Linked DNA regions of Homo sapiens: region 2 is linked to region 1. Evidence: chromatin contacts called from ENCODE Hi-C or POLR2A ChIA-PET data. All regions are on one chromosome and are shown on one strand. Each heading gives the region's core, a stretch centred on a gene start or an enhancer-like site at or near the end of the contact. The rest is flanking DNA. Distances are from core to core; before and after follow the strand shown. Region 1 has its middle 120 kb from the start of USP29. Region 2 has its middle 63 kb from the start of USP29.

Evidence for each region. Hi-C counts contacts between places; a loop is a spot of excess contacts on that map. ChIA-PET counts read pairs that join two places held with the same protein, here RNA polymerase II (POLR2A). Pooled maps may share reads with other maps.
Region 2: a map of adrenal gland shows a loop between it and region 1 (1.9-fold over the local background). The contact joins two enhancer-like sites. A Hi-C loop is called at or near these places in 3 of 168 maps with a recorded cell type or tissue (adrenal gland, ovary and spleen) and 2 of 50 pooled maps. POLR2A ChIA-PET finds 5 or more read pairs at or near these places in 1 of 52 experiments (PC-3).

What each region holds. Positions count from the first base shown.
Region 1 is chr19:57,001,393-57,004,204 of GRCh38, forward strand. No RefSeq gene overlaps it. Among named protein-coding and RNA genes, the nearest start is that of USP29, 120 kb to the right of the region's middle. Within about 2 kb of position 1,562, at least 2 of the 41 ENCODE cell types and tissues checked have a DNase peak (open chromatin) inside an H3K27ac peak, as active enhancers do; they include ovary, where a contact is called at or near this core.
Region 2 is chr19:57,055,158-57,058,437 of GRCh38, forward strand. No RefSeq gene overlaps it. Among named protein-coding and RNA genes, the nearest start is that of USP29, 63 kb to the right of the region's middle. Within about 2 kb of position 2,003, at least 4 of the 41 ENCODE cell types and tissues checked have a DNase peak (open chromatin) inside an H3K27ac peak, as active enhancers do; they include ovary, where a contact is called at or near this core.

The DNA of each region.
Region 1 (2,812 bases), core at 312-2,811:
GGTCGGGGACTGGAGCTGGAGCGATTGTTTGGAGCCCGGTAGGCGCTATGTGTGTTTACTGACTGTACTAGAGATTTTTTTTTTTTTTTGAGATGGAGTTTCTCTCTTGTTGCCCCAGCTGGAGTGCAGTGGCATGATCTCGGCTCACTGCAACCTCTGCCTCCCAGGTTCAAGGGATTCTCCTGCCTCAGCCTCCCGAGTAGCTGGGATTACAGGCATGCACCACCACGCCCGGCTCATTTTGTATTTTTTTAGTAGAGATAGGGGTTTCTCCATGTTGGTCAGGCTGGTCTCGAACTCCCGACCTCAGGTGATCCACCAACCTCAAGTGATCTGCTGGCCTCGGCCTCCCAAGTGCTGGGATTACAGGCATGAGCCACTGCACCCAGCCCTTTTTTTTTTCTTTAATCAAGATCTCTGTCCCACAAGACTCCCATGGGAACATGGGCTGTATGAATTTTCCAGGGGCTGACATAGCAAAGCACTGCATGCTGAGAGGCTTCAACAGCACGGATTTGTTTTCTCAGAGTTCTGGAGGCTGGAAGTTCAAGGTCAAGGTGTAGCAGTGTTGGTTTCCCCTGAGGCCTCCTTGGCTCGTGCACGGGGTCGTCCCTCTGTGTGTGTCTGTGTCCTAATCTCCTCTTCTTATAAGGACACACACCCGTTGAAAGAGGGCCCACACTTAAATCCTCATTTTAAGGTAATCACCTCTTTAAAAATCCAGCCCCAAATACAATCTCATCCTGAGATACTGAGGGTCAGGGCTTCAACATATGGATTTCTTTTGAGGGAGTAGGACACGATTCAGCCCATAACAAGGACAGAGCTGGCTTGCGTTTGACGATCATTGCGTTCTGCGTACCTTGAACCGTTCCTGGCAGAAGGCAAGGACTCCAGCAATACATGGAGTGGGCGGGTGGAGAGAGCAGATAATACTGATTTCAGTACCACTCAGAGGGCACTGTGACCGCCAACCGTTTGCAGAGGCGTGCGCAACTGTAGTTCTGCAGACCTTGGCTCAGGACGTGCTTTAGTGTGCCCGGAAGAGGCACCTGTGTCCCCGGCTGAGGCACAGCAGGCCTGGCCTCTCAATCCTCCTCTGCCATCCGTCCACCCTGTCCTCCCCTAGGGAGCACCTACCTGGTGGGACCACTGAGGCGGGCTCGGGCTGTCACCAGGGAAACCGCAGCAGGGTGCGGAAGGCGAGGGGGTTGAGGAATGAAAAGAGGAAGTCCCCAAAACCAGACTTGGAGGGTGGGGACTCAAAACTTCAGCTTGGCACAAGTAGGTACTTAATAAACGTTTGTTGAAAAAAGCAATAAGTACCTTTCAAAGCATTACCTGTCCCAAGTGTGTCTGGACTGAAACAAGAACGTCTTTTGTTGCAAAGCAAAATGCTCTGTGACCAGCTCGTACGGATGCCAGGAGAATGGGGATCTTGTTTGTTCTCTGCCAATAGAAATGTATTAGTGAAAGTAAGACTTTAAAACCTCAGCACTAAGTGGTTTCGGCATTGACTGAGTGCCCAGCCGCTGTTTGAGCCACGTGGATGTGCTCGTTTTATTCTTAGAGTTACTGTGTGTGCATTCTGGGAGGCCAGCGGGGAAGTTTCCAGAAATTGTAAGAAGGTAATGGCGAAATGGATGGCTTAGGAACACAGGCAACACCTCGGCTGAGTTTGAGGCCACGGTCCGTGGCTCCGGAGCTCGGCGTCCAGCCAGGATGCTGGACTGCAGAATATGCCAACCTTCTTCTAGACCCATTTCCAGTGTTTTAAATGCTGATAGTACACGCTACCTCCTATTCCCTACATGTCCTAGGTGGGTGTTCATAGGCACATACCATAAAATAAAAAATAAATATCATGAAATTAAAAATCATACAACAAATCATAAACTAAAAATAACATTAATAATAATAAGACCCACGTGCAAAGAGGGGGGAAAGCCTTCCCGCAGGGTCCTTGCGCATTGCTTCCTCCCACGTGACCCCAGACGAGCCGCCTCACTTCTCTGAGTCTCTTTCCACTTCTGATGCAGACAATGACGCCACGCGTCCCACCCCACAGGGCGGCTGGAAAAAGGAAATGAATCCGTGCGTGTGGAAACGCTTGGGATAGTGGCAACACATGCTCCTTATGACATCGTGTCAGAGAGGTGTTTGCACATCAAGCTTACCCAAATCTTCACTCCTGTTTTCAGCAGAGCTGCCCAAACCTCAAGACGGTCCTTCCTTCCCCTCCTCCTCTTGCAGCCCCTGCATTCCATCCCTGACTCTTCCGCGAGCTGCAGCAGGAAGGATTCAGGCCATACACATGAAGGAGCAAGGCTACCCCTGGGGCCAAGGCCACCCCTCGCCCACCCCCGTCTCTCCCACCCCGGGTAGCCGTCACTGCCGCAGAGCAGGGGGAACGTGTCCCAGGTCACTGCACCCTCTGCTGTGTAGGGACTGGGGTCATTTCTGACCGAACATCTTACTCTAGGGCCTGAGATTCAGTGTCGTGGGGGACTGAGTCTGAATCCTTCCCGGGCAGGGCTCACCAGCAGAATTCAGATGGAAACTGTAGAGTGCTGTCAGCAGGGGTGTGCTGGAGCCAGCTTCTACTGGAGGACAGGAACCAACGCGTCAACTCGCAGGAAGTTTGTGAGATGTTTAAGCACATCGTTTAGTAAACAGGACACTCCATGCACTTTCAAAATTAAATAAATGACGTAAGCCGGGCACGGTGGCTCACGCCTGTAATCCCAGCACTTTGGGAGGCTGAGGTGGGCGGATCACCTGAGGTCGGGAGTTCGAGACCAGCCTGACCAAA
Region 2 (3,280 bases), core at 753-3,252, 54 kb after region 1:
TCGGATTGGGCCAAATATCTGCACCACTTGTAGCTAGATGTGGCCATGCAACCAAGGTCTGGCCAATAGGATGAAAGCACATGTATGGAGTGTGGACTAAGAGAAGCCTTAAAGGGAATATTGGGGGTGGAATCTTTCTTTGCCTCACCTCTCTTCCTCTTAGCTAGAAGGCAGAAATGCTGCCTGAATTCAGCCAGCTCTCTAGACAGTGAGGTAGAAGCCACCTGGTGAAGAATTCAGAATAACAAGACAGAAGGAGCCTAGGTCCTGTGTTCATTAGCTCCAGCTGCCATAACAAAATCACACAGACTGAGTGGCTTAAACAACAAAAATGTATTTTCTTACAGTTCTGGAGGCTGCAAGTCCAAAATCATGGTGCTGGCAAATTCTGTTCCTGGTGAGGACTCTCTTCCTGGCTTGCAGATGGCCACCTTCTTGCTGTGTCCTCACATGGCAGAGGTGGTGGGGTAGGGGAAGAGACCTGAACTGGTGTCCCTTTTCTTATGAAGATACCGGTTATATTGACTTAAAAGCCCACCCTTATGAAGCTTATATAATCTTAATTACCTCTCTAAAAGCACTGTCTCCAAATACAGTCACATTGGGGGTTAGAGCTTCAATGTAAATTTTGGTCAAGGAGCACCATTGAGGTCATAGCAGCCTCTAACAGCATAGAACCCTGAATTAGACTAAGATTTCTGCTACACAAGAGCAAGGGATGATTAAATCCCATTCAGTAATTAGGATCACCTCTCACCGACTCACATTCACACACACTCTAAGACACACAACTCCCAGCCACATGCCGAGCATGGTAACCCCATTTCCTACTTTAACCTTTGGGGGAGCCTGGGAGGTGGGAATCATTCTTATCCCCTGTCCAAAGTGGAGAAATGGAGGTCCTGAAAGAGCAACTCTCTTGGCAGGGTTGGAGAGTGAGTCTGTGCTGTCAAATGCCTCATGTGTGCATTTCTGACAAGATACAGAGTAATCTGAGGGTGGAGGAGGCGTGAAGGTGAATGGCAACCTAGACAAAGAACTGGGAAGAGATCGACGGAAATCTGTTCCTAAAAGCCCCATGCGTATGTTTATTGCAGCACTATTCACAACAGCAAAGACATGGAATCCATGTAAATGCCCATCAATGGTAGACTAGATAAAGAAAATGTGGTACCTATATAACATGGAATACTACACAGCCACAAAAAAGAAGGAAAACATGTCCTTTGCTGTAACATGAAGGGAGCTGGAGGCCATTATCCTTAGCAAATTAATGTAGGAACAGAAAGTCAAATACTGCAGGTTCTCACTTATTAGGGGGAGCTAAACAACAAGAACCCATAGATCCCAGGAGGGGCAGACCTGAGGGTGGAGGGTGGGAGGAGGGAGAGGATCAGAAAAGATACCTATCAGGTACTAGGCTTACTACCCGGGTGACAAAGTTATCTGTACACCGAACCCCTGAGACACGCACTTTACCTATATAACAAACCTCCGCATGTATCCCTGAACCTAAAATAAATTAAAAAAAAAAAAAAAGAAAGAAAGAAAAGAAAAAGACCCACAAGCCATTCTTGCTGCTGGAGTCTTCTGGAGTTTGGGTTGTTGTTGTTGTTGTTGTTGTCGTATTTTGTTAAAACATTCCTGTTCTTCTGAAAGGATACCTGGAGGCTTTATCTGGATTCCTAGGGTCCTCTATCCACAAAAAGTCAGTAAAGCCACGTCTCTAATTTTGGGAAAATGTGGGTGTGTGTCCTAAGACCCTCATGGTGGGTGGAATAATTTGCTATAGGGCAAGTTGGAGAGTGACCAAGGATGCCTCAAATAATGTCTCCCTTTTCATTACGGGGGAGTGCCTTTCAGAATTACACAGCAAGGGTGAATTATACGTTGACTCGTCATCTGTGACAAATTTCATGCAGCTCAAGGCTATCAACAGCAGCTCCCTTGCCAACAGCTTGCAGCAGCTGCCGCTGATCAAGGCAGTCAGCTCGATCCCCGTAGCCTTCCGTGAAGGACCACGGGCTGGTCAGAAGCAGTCTGACAGGTCACAGAGCCAGCCCAGCTGTTGGGGGGATTAGCTGTAAGGAAAGCTGATCCTATGACACATGCTTTAGGTATGTCCGCCCCTGGGAAACGTGACCTTCAAGGTTTGCGTTATAGAACTTTATTCGCTTCAAAAGATGGAGAACACTTTTGTTTTCTGAGTCCCTGGAGAATCATGATGCAGACAGCTTTGGAGGTACCCAAAGAAATGGAACACAGAATCCCAATTACATATAGGCCGCACACATGATAAACAACTGCTGGTTTGGGAATTGCTGGGCGAAGCTTCCTTTCGGCAGTTTGCTCAGAATATATTGCTGATGATTTCTGAGATGCTCAATTCATCATTCACAATTGCTTTGCAGTAAAATGCTTGCAGAAGGGAAAATAGCTGTGAACGCTGCTCCCCAAGGAGGAAAGCCTATAACTGCTGGAGCCAAAGATGTCATCGCAGGTTTTATCAGTATTTCATTTTCTTCCCATGAAACCGATAAGCATTCGAAGCCCTGAGTGTGGTGAGAATTAAGCAAGATTTGCCTCTTTCTGATTCTTTCCACAAGGTAGTGGGAATTTGAAATGGGAGAATGATGTTGTCCTATCTGTTGTGTGGAAAGATTACCTTGGCTTTGCTTGTGAGAAGGGATGGACGGGGGGGCAGTATCATGGAAAAAGTTTGAGAATATACAAAGGTAGGCAAAATAGCATAAGAAATCCCTTCTACTCATTGTCTGCAGTCATCAGCTCATGGCCCAACCTGTTGTGTCTATACCCCCATCACATCACTGGCATTGTTTGTAAAGCAAATCCCAGACATGATACCATGTCCTCCATAAACATTTCCATATCTGTGTTTTGTAAAGACTCTTGCAGAAAGCTGACTTCTGAACCAAAGCCCCATGCATATGTGCCCTTGGAAGGTCACTACCTGATACTGTCTATTGCTGGAAAAAGAGCAGCTTGCATAAGCATTTTTACCCACAAAACTGAAGCTATAGAATACACTAGGGAAATGCAGCTCATTGCTTGGGAGTTATGCATTAGATATGCTATGATCTGGTTCTACAGGCATTTATTGATTATTGACTCTTTGCTAGGAACTGTTTTGGGCATTAGGACATGGTCCTTGCCCCTGAGATACTCACCATCTAATGGAAGACACAGACCAAAAAACAAGTAATATAGTCAATGTCATGTGTGGTATGTAATAGCAAAATGTATCCCGTACTGAATGCTC